Linked DNA regions of Homo sapiens: region 1 is linked to region 2. A link is a loop called in an ENCODE intact Hi-C map of the cell type or tissue named here. Cell type or tissue: chondrocyte. All regions are shown on one strand.

The links. Hi-C counts contacts between places; a loop is a spot of excess contacts. Peaks named below come from ENCODE experiments on the same cell type or tissue, not always from the same donor. Only the 100,000 strongest peaks of a DNase experiment are listed, where the experiment ranks them.
Region 1: a loop joins it to region 2, with 2.9 times the contacts of the local background. A loop is called at or near these places in 7 of 110 quality-filtered maps.

Annotation. Positions count from the first base shown.
Region 1 is chrX:51,610,152-51,618,151 of GRCh38, reverse strand. CENPVL3 (centromere protein V like 3) reads left to right here. Exons shown (of 1, transcript NM_001355276.2): 1 at 1-1,132. The coding sequence ends at 97. Among named protein-coding and RNA genes, the nearest start is that of CENPVL3, 4.8 kb to the left of the region's middle. In chondrocyte, CTCF peaks have their summits at 3,377 and 3,584 (motif pointing left); no DNase peak of the experiment used is centred here.
Region 2 is chrX:51,490,512-51,498,511 of GRCh38, reverse strand. NUDT11 (nudix hydrolase 11) reads left to right here and starts at 1,920. Exons shown (of 2, transcript NM_018159.4): 1 at 1,920-2,561; 2 at 6,763-8,000. The coding sequence starts at 2,068. The coding sequence ends at 6,763. RefSeq lists a silencer at 1,730-1,849. In chondrocyte, CTCF peaks have their summits at 3,686 and 3,897 (motif pointing left); a DNase peak (open chromatin) is centred at 1,841.

The DNA.
Region 1 (8,000 bases), 120 kb before region 2:
TGGCGACCCGGGGGAGGAGGCCGCCGAGGAGCACAAGGCCATCCACAAGACGTCCTCCCAGTCAGCCCCTGCCTGTCCCCGCGAACAGGAGCAGTGATTGGGGCCGCAAGCCCGCCTGAAACCGGCCCGGGCGGCCCTGCGGGGAGCGTCCGAGTACCTGCACAGATCCCATGCTGTAAAAGAGGTGTTTCTGGCCTGGTCACACCGGGGATTCCCTTCCAGTATTTGCCCTTCCCCTCCGCTAGTTTTCAGTGAACTCGCTTACGATCCAAATCTTGAACACACCTTTGTCTGCGTAGTACAACGTTAATCTTGCAATTCGATAAGGAAGAAGAGTGTCTCTGATTTTTCAAACCATCCATTGTATCTCTCGCTTTTACTGTTCTGCCTACAGTTGTCACAAATCACCTGCAGATGATTCCTGTGTACTGTACGTTCCTGGTGCTATTGTGAACAGGCTTGTTGTTTTCAGCGCTTTGCGTCTGGTGTGTAGGACGGCAACACACAAACAGTTTGTAAACATGTGCTAGGACGTCTTCCATTCATTATCGTGTGTGTGCGACGTGTGTGTTTTAGATAGACATTCACGTTTGCACTACTTAGTCCAGTTATCTAGTGTTTTTTATATGATATGTTTTAAGATTCATTAGTATTACATACCTCATTGCTCTTATTAGACGAATGATGTTAGTATTTTCCTCAGTTTTGTTTTAGAAACTGTCTCTGGGAAAGGAGATGGGAGATAGGAATGAGAAACGTCTGTGTGCTGTATGCCCTCTTTAATCTTTCTAAATACCTATCTTATACATGTGTAAGTATTCAGAAATCAGTAAATATTTAATAATAGAAAAGTATGTATTTCTATGCTGTATATTACAAAACCAACTCTAATTTATATGTAATTCTTGGTATCTGAAATTTTTATCAAACAATCAGTGGTGGGTTCAATGATACATATCAGTATTATCATTTTATGGCTTCATAGAATTAAAAAATATGGATCTTTCATAATTTATGTAATCAACCTCCTCTGATGGATGTTTAGCTTTTTTCCAACTTTCAGTGTAATAATAATATTTCAAAGGAGCAAACTTCTAATAAATGTCTGCATTGTTCTACTACTTCGGTAAAAGGGCCTGGATACTCTTTCCATATGTCTTTTACTTGCTGTCTGTCTCTCCTCTGTACATGTTTCATTGGATGTTGAATTGTTTAACTTGACTTACCTTTTCAACGAAGGGAAAAGAGATCAATTAAGTAAGTTTGTGTTTCCATGTATATGAGAGATGACATGGCTATGCCTCACATAAGAGATGCTACCACCTTTCAATTCATACCTCTTCTTTTCCATCTTCCCCTACCCCTACCTAAAGGGAAGGTTTTTGTGACCTGGTTTCTCCAACATGTTGCTCTACTCCCCAAGATTCCTCCTTTGTTCTTTGGAATAGCTTGCCCCAGTCCTTCTCCACCTAGGGATTGAGTTGAGGTAGGGAGGGAGAGAGGAAGGGAGAACATGAACATGCATATATGCCTTAGGTGGTTCAGTCATATTGGTGGTCAGAAAATACCAAATTGCACTGAGTTACACCTATATTACACTCCATTGCATAGAATAGATCCAGAGGGATGGAAAAAAATGACTCAAGATGTCATGCTTCTGCCATGTCAGTGTTTCTGTCCAAAGAAATGTGTATATATAATTTCTCTCTTTTTCTGAGAATGACTTTTAAAGCGTGTTCTGATAATTTTTGCTTCTCTAAGCCATGTGCAAATCATTCATCAGTTTGGTTAAAGACTCATGTTCAAGAGTGCCAAGCACCCTTTTAACTTGGCATACAGTTTAAGCATGCTAGGCTGGTTTCTGTGTGTGAGAATGCAAGCAGAGGACTGTTGTGCTGGTGAGAAGGAATGGGAGGGGGGCTAAAACCTGAGAAAGAACAAGCTGTTGGGGAAGGGGATGACTGAGTAAGAACTGGAGAGAAAGAGAAGCAACGAGCAGCTTATATCCAGCAAGGAATATAGGGGAAAGCAAGAGGTGTTTAAGGGAGTCTTTGGGGGATTTTACCACAGGTTCCAGGAAGTCAGTGTTTTCCCCTTTATTTCCAAAGGAGGCTTTAAAGTTAATGTTACTTTATGTGTTAGCTGTCTTTTTTTCTATTGCACAGAAGTATATCTTACACTTCAAAATTGTGAATGAATGTTTGTGAGCCATTAGTGATCATGGACCCTGACAGTGGCCACTGTGCCATGCTTCAGGCATCTCTTACTTCAAGGAAAGAGCAAGGGCTGAAAACCCAACTCTTCTATGCACTACTGTCCAGCTTTGTAAAATCTGTCAAAATACAAAAAATTAGCCAGGTGTGGTGGCGGACGCCTGTAATCCCAGCTACTCAGGAGGCTGAGGCAGGAGAATTGCTTGAACCCGGGAGGCGGAGGTTGCAGTGAGCCGAGATTGCGCCATTGCACTCCAGCCTGGGTGAGAGAGCAGGACTCTGTCTCAAAAAAGAAAAAAATCTATAAAAGCCCACCCTCATCTTCATTGTGAGGATGAAATGAGGGCGTGTGTATAATCTGCTGGTACAGTGGCTAACGCCCAGCAGGCACTCAAGAATTTGCTATGATGGTTGCTCTTATTAGGTGACGACACTGATAAATAGAACCAAGGGTCATGATTGCACTCTATCCTAAGATTTAGATACTTTCATGGATACCCTCTCAGGTGCGATGTTTTTGGACACTTAAAGTGAGAGTTACATCAATCCAGTGACAGGGTAGAAGGAGTAATAGGAAGTAAATCCGTAGGGTGCTGCATGATCTTTCTCCTCTTAATGGATTTATCAGACAACATCCACTGTTTCTTCCCCATCCACATTCATCCAAGCTGTGACAGGGGAATCACCATAGATGGAACCTCATCCTCTCCCACCTCATACCCTATTCTCTGCCTAGCCTTCCTCCACTTTATGCCTCCTGGCTGCCCAGCACTGTTTTCCATGCTAAGATAGAACAGTGAACAAAAAACACAGTCTCTAGGTCCTTATCACTTCCATTTAGCGAATGAGAAAGCCTCCAAATACAGTGTGACTAGGAAAAAGTGGGGTGCTGTGGGAGCACAGAAAAGAGGCCAGTTAATAAGTTTATTCTTGGGCCAGTTAATAAACTTATTTGGACCTCAGTTTTAGTGTCCTCATCTCTAAAATTGTTATGATAATAACACTCATCTCCTAATCTTGTCCTCTCTCCAGGATGAGATACCCAGGAACCTAAAGAGACCGGCCATGTTCTAGGTGAAACCATTAGCTCTGTGTTCTGTGTTAGTCACAAGTCAGCATGGAGGGGAAGTATTACAGGACCCCTGGGAACCTGGTCTACCCTGGGGTCATAGGTAAGGAAATGGGAGGTGGGCGCAGGGCTGGTGCCATTTCCATCTTCTCATCTGTATCTTCACATCTACTGAAAAGGCTTCTTTTATTTATTAGGTGTTCTGCACTATGAGGACTTATAATTACATTGTTAGGAAACTAAAGTTAGTCCTCGCGGGCTATGCTATAGAAGGTGGTACCAGCAGTAGTATATCGCCCTCCAGTGGACGTTATAAGTGATGGCACATTGTTGGATGATTTTACTTTAACACTTGAGAAATTCATAGGGAATGGGATGACGCTTGCTTCCTCAGAATCTCTGGGAAAGAAGCCCAGTAGTTAGGATGCTTTCCTCTATAATAAGCATTCTAGGAATTACAACCAGGAAGAATAGAATCAAGAAGAGAAAGAGGCACTGTTTTTTTCTGTGTCCTTTCCGTGAAATAGGACATCTTTCATAAAATCATTGCTCCCAAATTTTATTTCCTTGCTAAATAAAATCCTCGACTATTTGAATATTAAGAATACAACCTACATCAGTGAATTTCCAGCATCTAGTCATGTCCGATCATGCAACTTTGACTGTGATATATGAATAGGAAATTGGCATGGATTCATTTTTTTCTAACTGTTTTTTATCCCCATCCTATGAACTGAGCCCTCCAGCTGTCATAGTGTCTTTCCTCACACTGGTATGGCAGGTACTGAAGTAGGCTCCTGGATATAGAAATGAGTAAGGCATCCTTGATCTCAGTCCTTGTGGAGCTCATGGTCTGTTGAGGAAGACAACAAAACAAGAAACTACAACAAACAGTGATAGGTGCTCATAGCAGTAGGGGAATTCAAGATGTTCTGACAGTATATATCAAGATGGAGGCAAGATATAGCCTTTCAAAAGAAGAGACACGCTATCTGAGATATAGCAAATAAATAGGAGTTAGGTGAAAAGCAGAACTAGAATTTTCCAGAGAGTGGAATAATATATATGAGGTCTTAGAAGCTGGAGAGAGTGTGACATACATGAAGATCAGACTTCTATCCTGGTCCCAGTACCAGATCATAAATTACATTTGTTTAATTTCTGTTTTCTGTGAGATATTTGAAGGCAAGGACACTGCCCAATTCTTTGTGAATCCCAAGTGCCCCGTACATCATTTGACATATCATTATCCAATAAATATCTGTGTATGCATAAGCTAAGAATACTCACTGTGCACCAGTTACTGAAGTAGAGCTTCTATTGGGGTTTTACAACTTCCAGAATTATACTTATTTAGAAAGCACATAACTTAAAATATAGCTATTTCCTGCCAATGGTGGGAAATTCTGAAAAAATGTATTTACGGTTTGAGTAAAAAGAAGTGGGGGAAACAATTAGCCAGTGTTTTTGAAAATTTTGAAGCATTCATTGCACATACACATTAATATGTCCATGCATTAACCTGTTTAAAAATGAATAAATAAAATTGATTAACTCTATTGTAGTTATGTGCTTGAATGCCTATTTACGTACATGCATGTACAAATATATATCCTTGAATATGCATGGAATATGCATTGAAGTTTGTAAAGAAACACATTCTAAGTAAACATTAGCTATATATTCTCACACATATGTACTCGTAGAAATGGGCTAGCTCCTCCACCCCTTCATCCCCTCCTCAGTTTGCCCTTTCCTGTTCCCTTCAAGGCCTTATATCCCATTTTCTCTAACCATCCCTTCTGATGTCACTTGCAATGCCCACTGCTCTGGAACCACTAGTCAGTGCTGGGAGACCAGGTCATTTGGTGTGCATGGGATGCGGCAGGAGTTGAAGGTATTGGCCAGATATATACTGGTAAATACCTAGCAAGCATCTCTCCAAGTGTAGTTCTAGCATAAATTTGGGGTTTTAACTTGTTTATGTTAACAAGTAAGAGTCATATAACAAAGAACCATATCAGAACTTCATTTATTCATCAAGAACTTCACTTATTCATCAATGACTCTAGTGACTTCTTTGGCAAACTGAACAATAGTCTTTAAATACAAAAATAATAGCTCCTCAATTTTCTATGCTATTCTATTCACAATGTAGTGGCTACAGACACAAAACGCATTAAAGTTTAATCAGCATTATTAACATTTTCTACATCATTTCATTAATTCTAGTCTATCAACATAACAACAAATGAAGGCCTGATTTCTGGGTGCTGTAAATTCCCCCACCATGGTTTACTTCAAGCTACCAATGTGAAGTCACTGAATACACACCTGAGACCAGATGAGCAGCGGCATACTATTCCACAACACTTCCACGGTACAGATGAAAAACACAAATCCCTTCAAGAACACAGAGAATAGTAAAACGTAATAAGAGAAATAGGAGCCCCATTCATTTTGAGTATTTTATCTTTGTTTGTTTTTTTCTTTTTTTTTGAGACGGAGTCTCGCTCTGTCGCCTAGGCTGGAGTGCAGTGGCAGGATCTCGGCTCACTGCAAGCTCCGCCTCCTGGGTTCATGCCATTCTCCTGTCTCAGCCTCCTGAGTAGCTGGGACTACAGGCGCCTGCCACCACGGCCAGCTAATTTTTTTGTATTTTTAGTAGAGACGGGGTTTCACTGTGTTAGCCGGGATGGTCTCGATCTCCTGACCTCGTGATCCGCCCTCCTGAGCCTCCCAAAGTGCTGGGATTACAGCTGTGAGCCACCGCGCCTGGCCTCTTTGTTGTTAATATAATTTATTTTATTGTAAGTTCATATAATTTAATTTTTAATCATCAGCTCTAGTGAGTTGGTATGAGCTGCCTACAGCAGACTGCTGGCTTCTCTCCACAGATTCATGTAACCCTGAGACAAAACCGAACCAGTCCATCACAAAGATGACCCTACCTTCTACGCTCCCCCTCCAACTGACTCCCAGGACTAAAATTACAACCCAGTTTCCCTAACATTACCTTTCCTTTAAATCTCAAGTCCCTTGCCCTAAATGTAAAGTTCTTAGTTTCCAGGAATCCCTGGCTCCAATCAGTCACCATCATCTTTGGGTATGTTTTACCAGGGCAGAAACTCTAGTATGCTTGGTGAACTGTTCTTCTCTGTGGTCTCAATTAACCCTTTTCTCTGCAGGAGCAGTTCTTTGACTTCATGGCAAAAGAATGTTAAAGGAGCCCTTGGTAATATTCTATTGCTTGGATTTGAATGAGGGAGGAATGGAGAGGAAAGAGAAAGAAGGAGGGAGGGTGGGAGAGGGAGAGAGAGAGAAGGAAGTAGGGAGAAAAGAAAGGAGGGAAGGAGAGAGAGAGAGAGAGAGAAAGGCTGGAAGTAGGCTGGATGTTACTATTCCTGACACCTGTAATCTTAGTATTTCTGGGCTTGAAATTCTTTTTTATGCAAATCCTTCTTTCTTTCTGAGTGAGAACTGTGCTTTTTAATAAAAATTCTGCAACTGTAAGGATTACATTAGATAGTACATGTGAAACGTTTAGAAAAGTAGCCCCAGGTATGTCTTAAGTACTGGAATCAGAGTGCCTAGGTCTGAATCATAACCTGTTCCTTTACTGGCTAGGTATTTCTAGGCAAGTTCATTAGCCTCTGAGTCTCAGGTTTCTTTATACGTAAATGGGGTATAAAACAGTATCTACCTTATATTGTTGCTGTATGCATTAAAATGGATGTTGAAACATAGTCATCTCTCATCTCAGGATATCTTGAATTCCCCTACTGCTATGAGCACCTATCACCTGTCATCCTAAAACTGATTATTTCTGACTCTAGTGGCTAGCACCTTACCAATCTACTGTGTTGCTAGACTGCATGTTTCCTGGTGCTAGCTAGACCATCACATTGTTAGATCAATATTTAATCTACTCTAAGGATTTCTGTTTGTCCTGTTTGTATGGATCAGGTTGTATTTAATTATTTTCCACTCCCATTTTCTGACCATAAAACTATAGATGAGTAATAATGCCTAATCTATACCAATAGCTCTGTGCTAATCTTTGATGTTCACATAATGTACCAGACTAATAATACTCTGATTCTACTGTGTACAGGAGTCATTTCTCATCTTCCTGGTAACCCTGAAAGGTGGATTTTATTATCTCTAACTTACACAAAGGCAAATAAGCTCAGAGGAGTGCAAGATCATGTCCAGAGTCACAAAACCAGTAAGTGATGATCAAGGGTATTTATGAATCTAGATTCCATTCCCTGCACTGTAGCTCAAACTGTCTTGAGTTCTACCAGTGTAAAAGGTCAAATCGCATTGTCTTCCCAACAAGGCTATATGATCATTGAAGGCAGAGAATGATTTAGCATTCCCTTGTACCTCTGGTACCCAATTTAATGTTAACCCCATAATAAGTATGCATAAAATACCTGGTGACTAGTTCATGAGGACTCAGTTTGTATTTAAAATTCAACATAATTTGACAAGGCTGAATCTGTAATGATATCACAGCTAGAGAAAGAATGTATTACTCAGACGTTCTCTCCATCAAAGTGTTTTTCTGCTCCCAGAAGCTGTGTGAGTTGGTGAAAGAGACTTGAAGCAATAGCTATTTAATCAGATATTTGTTCCCAAAATTCAAGAATCTTTATACTGTTTTACTTATATAATCGTATATTTAATTCAAAAATATCACTTGCTATTAATTA
Region 2 (8,000 bases):
AATAAACATACGTGTGCATGTGTCTTTATAGCAGCATGATTTATAGCCCTTTGGGTATATACCCAGTAATGGGATGGCTGGGTCAAATGGTATTTCTAGTTCTAGATCCCTGAGGAATCGCCACACTGACTTCCACAATGGTTGAACTAGTTTCCAGTCCCACCAACAGTGTAAAAGTGTTCCTATTTCTCCACATCCTCTCCAGCACCTGTTGTTTCCTGACTTTTTAATGATTGCCATTCTAACTGGTGTGAGATGGTACCTCATTGTGGTTTTGATTTGCATTTCTCTGATGGCCAGTGATGGTGAGCACGTTTTCATGTGTTTTTTGGCTGCATAAATGTCTTCTTTTGAGAAGTGTCTGTTCATGTCCTTCGCCCACTTTTTGATGGGGTTGTTTGTTTTTTTCTTGTAAGTTTGTTTGAGTTCATTGTAGATTCTGGATATTAGCCCTTTGTCAGATGAGTAGGTTGCAAAAATTTTCTCCCATTTTGTAGGTTGCCTGTTCACTCTGATGGTAGTTTCTTTTGCTGTGCAGAAGCTCTTTAGTTGAATTAGATTCCATTTGTCAATTTTGGCTTTTGTTGCCATTGCTTTTGGTGTTTTAGACATGAAGTCCTTGCCCATGCCTATGTCCTGAATGGTAATGCCTAGGTTTTCTTCTAGGGTTTTTATGGTTTTAGGTCTAACGTTTGAGTCTTTAATGAGGGATAGCATTGGGAGATATACCTAATGCTAGATGACGAGTTAGTGGGTGCAGCGCACCAGCATGGCACATGTATACATATGTAACTAACCTGCACATTGTGCACATGTACCCTAAAACTTAAAGTATAATAATAATAATAAATGTTTCTTGCCATAAAAAAATAAAAAATAAAATAAATAAAAATAAATAAAAATCAAAGTGTGGAATAGGAGGGGATCTCCACGTGAATGGTTTCCCAACCCCCAAGTGGTGCTTATCAAAGAGAAAGACAAGGGTGGAGTGTGTGGAGAATGAGAGAATGTCTTGGGCTTTAACGCAGGAATACTAGATGGGTGGTGCTCTGGTCTTTAAGGTGTACTGCATCGAAGTGCAAATGGCTGCAACAAGGAGGCGAGAAGTGTACCCATGAGGAAACTGAGACACAAAGGGGTCAGGCAGGTTGTGAACAGGGGTTTAAGAAAAGCGTTAAATTACTAGCTGCGCCAGGATGCTCGGCAAGGTGGGAACCTGTTGAAGAAATAAAACTGCATCATGTGACTCAGCAAGGATGCGCGGCTATTCTGCCAAGAATCCCGTGGGTCGTTTTGACAACACCGGGGCCCAGGTCCCATGAGTAAGCCAGAATGGTTCATCGTGGGGGAGGATGATGACGACGATGCCCTTGCCTCTGTCGTGTGTAAAACGGCTGCGTGTGGGTTTCGTGCAGCGCGGTGGGGAGGGAGAGGAGAAACGTCCTGCCGCGCTACAGTCGCGTTTGGGTCAAAGGCACACGTGGAGGCAGTCGGCCAAAGTCACAATGCGGTGTATTTCACAGTGCGCGAACGACGTTCTCGGCCCCCAGGGGTGCGGGGCGCCTGCGCAGTGGGCCCGAGGCGTCGCGCGCTGCGGGAGCCAGGAGACCCCCGCCCCCGCCCCTCGCCCTCCGCCGCGAACGCGCACGTGAACGGGAGCGCGGACGCGTCCGTTAATGCGCCTCACCTCGCTCAAACCCTACCCGGCGGCGGAGGGAGGGAGACGCGCCCCCGACAAGCGAGTGGGGTCTGTGGACAGTCGCGGGCTCGCGGGCGGCGGCACCTCCTCCACTCCGGCGGGCCCGGGTTCGGCCGGCCGCCCATCGGACTGGCCGACTGGCTGACGCGCCTCGCTGCCCCCGCCTCCGCCTGCGCCCCGCCCAGCTTCATCTCTCCCTCCGCTCCCCGGGCTCGCGGGCAGACGGAGGCGCCTCTCTTTCCCCGCCCCTCGCCTCGGCCCTTTCTCTTCCCAGCACCTCGGCTGTTCCCCGGCGGCGGCAGCGGCAGCGGCGGCCCACACAGCAGCGAGAGGCGAGAGGAGGCTGCCTCGAGGAGGCTGCCTCGAGGATGAAGTGCAAACCCAACCAGACGCGGACCTACGACCCCGAGGGGTTCAAGAAGCGGGCGGCGTGCCTGTGCTTCCGGAGCGAACGCGAGGACGAGGTCCTGTTAGTGAGTAGCAGCCGGTACCCGGACCGCTGGATCGTGCCGGGCGGGGGCATGGAGCCCGAGGAGGAGCCGGGCGGTGCGGCGGTCCGAGAGGTGTACGAAGAAGCGGGAGTCAAGGGGAAGTTAGGCCGGCTCCTGGGCGTCTTCGAACAGAACCAGGATCGCAAGCACAGAACGTACGTGTATGTACTGACTGTCACGGAGCTGCTGGAGGATTGGGAAGATTCGGTTAGCATTGGGAGGAAGCGAGAGTGGTTCAAAGTCGAAGATGCCATCAAGGTTCTCCAGTGCCACAAGCCCGTGCACGCCGAATATCTGGAGAAACTAAAGCTGGGCGGTTCCCCAACCAATGGAAACTCCATGGCCCCATCCTCGCCAGATAGCGATCCCTAGTATGTACCGCTTGCGCTCGCGCAGACTTCTATTTGTCTGCCTCGCTTAAAATGCGTCCCGCCTGGAGCACCTCTCGTGCCATGTGCGGTCTCACGGGGAGGAGGGAGGCTTCTTTTGTTTCCTTGGCAGACCCTCTGAATCACGCTTGCAAACTGTCTCAGTTGCCAGGCCCTGTTTTCAAGACAGTTTGCACGTTTTTCAGATGCTTTCAAAATCGCTTCTTGGTTACACTGTAAAATGTTTCGGGGAAGCCTATGCGGCTTGGGGTTTTAGGTGCCTTAACTGTTCACCCTGCTTTTGGGAGGTGTGTGTGGGGGGCGAGGGGTGGGTGGGGATTGTGTGTGGAGTGTGTGTCTGCCTGTGCGCCCTGTGATGTTTTTGGTTCTTTTATATTTCACACATATTCGTGGGTGAGCGTGCGTGCGCATTTTTGATACCAGCCTTGTGGTTTGTTTGGTAGTGGAGGCCTTTAAAGTCTGACCAGCTTGGTTGTGTGGCATCTTTTAGTATTCTTTTTCCCCTTTAGTTTTCTCCTTCACAGCGTTCGCCCTTGTTGTCAGGGAGGCCTTCTGTGGTGGGAGTTGGTTTAAAAGATCAGTTTTGAATTTTTTTAAAAATTGGGAAATCCTACATGTTGTGCTCTTTCTGCACTCTACAGTCACTTTAGCTTCTGAAATGGGATCTCATTTGCCCCTTTCAGAAATTTCTTTTTCTGTTTCTATATGTAGATCATTTGGTTTTCAAAAAATTTTCACAAGTGGTAATTTTTCACTGCTGACTTCAAATGGCTATTTCCCATGTAGATTAACCTTATTGAATAGATGCTGCGGAGGATCTGCTAGCCAAACACATCTTATCAGAAAAACCGTATTCACAGAATTTGATTTCCCATACTCAACTTCCAACTCCCATTGCCCCTTACTGGATACCATAGAAGAACCATGGTTCTCTGGATTTAAGTTCGTTTTTGAAAGTGGTCTCCCTCCCATATTTGAATGTAGTGACATTCCGCTTAAACCTCCCTGACTCCCAGTAACCACAGGAATGGAATCTTTTATGGTGATTACATCCCAACTGAGTTAGCTCTAGTGATGTTCAGCTGGTACAGAATTGTCAAACTATTAGGATTCCTGAACAATCTCTCTTAACGATAGAGAATAATTGTTTTGTCTCACAGGACACCCTATTCTAGGTGCAGGTGACCAGCATCTACATCAAGAACTTAACGTTGCCTGTAATCCAAAAACCTCCTACTCATTATTTTGCTCTCCTGTCTTTTAATACCATAGAAAAGTTCCTTTTGAAACCGTCTCTGCTGTTTTTTTTTTTTGCTGCCCCCTTGTGTGCTTTTTGTATTTTACCCTTCAAAACACTGAAATATTTTTCTCTATTTGGAGTACATTGTAATTTCACAAATAATATTTTTTATGCTGCTAAACAGTGAGTGCCGTTGCACTTTCTAAAGAAATATGGTGCCACTGTTTTGAAAAGAAATATTACAACAACACATTTAAGTATAGGTAAACAAAGTACAAATCTGTTTCTCAAAATATTTTCTGCACTAATGCTATCAAAGGAAAGAGTAAACTAGAAATTGTGGCTTTTTAAAACTTACAACAGTTTTATTATCTGAATTACATGGTCTGATCAAATACGGAGTATTTTTCTATTTTTCTCTTAACAAAGTGATACATGTTGAATATATATATTTGAACCACATATTTTAAAAAATATTTTGTAACTTTTAATTCCAGGGGTACAAGTGCAGATTTGTTCCGCAGGTAAACTTATGTCATGGTTATTTGTTGTACAGATTATTTCATCATCATGAAGCACATATTTTAAATTCCAAACAATTTGACTTAATTATTCAGTCTAAAATGGATCTTAAGATTTTCCTCAATAACCTAATTATTACAGAAGGTTCTTGTTTCTACATTAATATTGACCTAGGAGGTATACTAGATTGTATTTTATGGATATTTTTGTAGATGAAATGTGTTCCACATGAAACACTGTCACGATTACTTTGGAGACTTAACTCGTACTTTCTATCATTAGAAGTAATTATGCATCATCTTATTTGGTTCTTAAGTTATGTATCTGACAAAGTAAAAATTAATGTACAGCATTCATAGTAACCCTCTCTTAAGAATTGTTAGCTTATAAATATGTCGTGGTTTTTCCTTTTCTTTTTTTTTTTCCAGAAACACTTAGAATATGTAGTGTTACTTTTCAAGGCGTACTGTTAAATTAAGTAGTTTTTGTAAAATATTCTCTGGAACTTAGTCTCATCAGAATAGTTAAGAGCGCCAAGGAGATTCTTTTTTTCTCTTCAAAACTAAGTCAAGAGTTTCAAGTTAAAAGCATTAGTACAGAAAATGTTTTGAAAAACTGAGATTTGTACTTTGTTTACCTATACTTAAATGTGTTATAAGATTTGTTTTCGGAACAGTGGCACCACATTTCTTTAGAACAGAGGTAGTATATAGAAAATTTCTGCCACTTCAGTGCTCCAAAATTTGATGTATAGTTGAGATTTTTTTCCTTCTAAGAGTAGTAGAGTTCACTTGTACATTATTTCTTTTGTGATAGCAGAAAAATGTACACCTAAATTTTACAGCCCTGTCTTGATAAAGAAAGGAAAAAGAGTACACAGACAATTGAGGTTTGCAGACATGAATCAGATTTATTTTCTGCATGTTTTATAAATAGCTTACATTTTCAGCTGGTCAAGTGTTTTATTCTTGTGAATATATAAAGAGGAAACATTAATATAGATGCATATACTGGAAACAATTGGTGCTGTGTCTATAATATATACAGTTTTTCTCAAGAAGTATGTGTGTGTTTAGATACAAAATCTGTTGACTACACTTTAAAGAAACAAACTAAAGGGAAGAAACTCGAAAATAATTTTGTTGCTTTATTTGCATAGATTCATTTGCAACAATTGATGTAAAGGTTTTAAATTCTTTCTGTGATTTCATTTCAGAAGGTTAGTATAAGAATGCCAATTTGTTTACAGTTAGAAAATGTGTATTTGCCTGGCAGAGCTTTCACCTCTAGAATTCCCTTGTGGGGGAGCCACCAGGTACTCTCTGAAAGACTTTAAACAATATTTTCCTGGTAGTGGTCTCTTGATAAGATAGCTATTAATACTAATGGTATTTAGCAGATTTTAAATATGTTTGGGCAAACAGCACTATAAGAAGTGGAAGTTACTATGCTGACTGTGCTAAAACATAACACTTTTATAAGAATAAGAGAGCATGGGCTGGGCATGGTGGCTCACACCTGTAATCCCAGTACTTTGGGAGGTCGAGGTGGGCAGATCACTTGAGGTCAGGAGTTGGAGACCAGCCTGGCCAATATGGCGAAACCCCAACTCTACTTCTAATTATTAATGAAGTAAAACTACAAAAATCAGCCAGGCATGGTGGCACGTGCCTGTAATACCTTCTATTTGGGAGGTTGAAGCAGGACAATCTCGTGAAACCAGGAGGCAGAGGTTGCAGTGAGCCAAGATCACTCCAGCCTGGGCGACAGAGTGAGACTACGTCTCAAAAAAAAAAAAAAAGAGTGAGCGCATGATGTGATAGAAACTACATTGGGGGTTTGAAGTCAGACAGATCTAGTTCCAGTTCTTCCTCACTGAAACTTAAGCCAAGTTATCTAACTATCTGACGCTCAGTTTAAAAAAAAAATCTGTTGTTGGAGATAGTAAAAATAGACACTTTACAAACATCTCCAATGAGAAGCCTTTCCTGACCACCTGGGTTAAGAAACCCTCTTCTGTGTCATGGTTCGCAGAGTTTATTGTACTTAATCTGTTTTCTTGGCCATGTGGTCACTGGACTGAAAACTCTTTCGTGGGTGGGAATCAGCCTGAATTATTTCCATGAGTCTAGAGTCTGTAACATGGAATTTAGGATATTTTATGTCTTAAATGGTCACTCCTCTTTTACAAAACTTCTGATATCGCTGCTTTCCTGACTTTTTTACATCATGGTATACATTGGCTTATAACCCCTCAGTTGCTGATCCAGACTCATTGATTGCATCTGCATTAGATAATTCTGTGGAAGTGAAGTGCTTGATGCAAAGTGATTGATGTACATAATAAGCTCTTGGTACATTTGTCAGTTGGAGGAATTATTAACATAAGCCTGCTAATTGTGTGTTGGTTTGTTTTTCCAGATGAACAGCAAAGATGTTCAGTATTGTGCTGAAAGAAACATTGATGTGAACCCAGTGATCAGTGGAATTGTCAAGTACAGGTGAGCACTTCTGTGTTCCCAAGAAGACAGCTCATCTGGTTTCTTCCTGCATCTTGGGACACTCCTTCCCTGTCTATACCACTGACTCTTGCTCTGGTTGTTGTACTCTTATACGTGAATAGACTCTTAATTCAGCACCTATAGCCTTTTGTTGTGCTTTTTTGATGTGTCTGCCTTCATTAGACTATGATGTCTTTGAGAGCAAAGACTATTTTTCCTTACTCTTTGCATATTCTGCATCTGAGACACTACTTGAAATATGGTTGGCATCACTGAAGGTTCTTTGATTCAATTAATATTTTGTAATCACCGTGTGGCAAAACATTCCCCTTCCAATCTGGTGCTAGTAGAGTATATGCTATCTAGGCACCATGTGTGTGGCTTTTGTGTATCAGGTGTTTCAGAAATATTTCAAGACAGTTGTAAGATGTTTGAGGACAAGAATTATTACTCCTATTTCTATGTCATACCACACAGTAGCTGCACAGTTTTAAGATTATGCCATCACCTAGGGTAATGTTTTGTAGAATCAGTCCTTCGTGTAACAACTCTAGTGTTTTTGTACTGTTGATGATTTGCTTAAATTTTATTCAAAAACTATCACTTGCTATAAAGGTAATTGTAAAAATAAATACAGTGGACGCAAAATAATGTTGTGAGTTTTTATAAAAATAAATTTTAAAATGATATATAAGACATTTTTTTGCAATGCCTGCCCTAACCACTTCTTACATGTCATCTTAACATCTCTTTGAGGAAACACTGTTTCCTCATTTTACAGATTTAACATACTGTATTATTTGATGCCAGAGCCAACAGGCTATATCATAGGCAGTTTCCAAACTTAATTATGCCATTTAGTTTGTCTAGATTTCTTTTGCCTCTCTCACTGATCCATTTGGCTGTAGTTTTCATCCCTTTTCCAGTACACACAGCTAGCTCCTCATCCTACCTGGTTTCTGCATATGAGAATGCAGAGGGCTGAGAGAGGGCAAAATTGTTGTCATTTAGAAAAGGCATTTAGGAAAGAGGCTGCTATTAGAGGGGAACACAAAGTGAAGGTTTTTTTAAAAAAGAGGACTTGCATCAGCTGCCTCCAGAACAATTTTAAGAAAATAACAAAGATGTTTAGAAGAAATCTTACGGAGTTTGCCATGG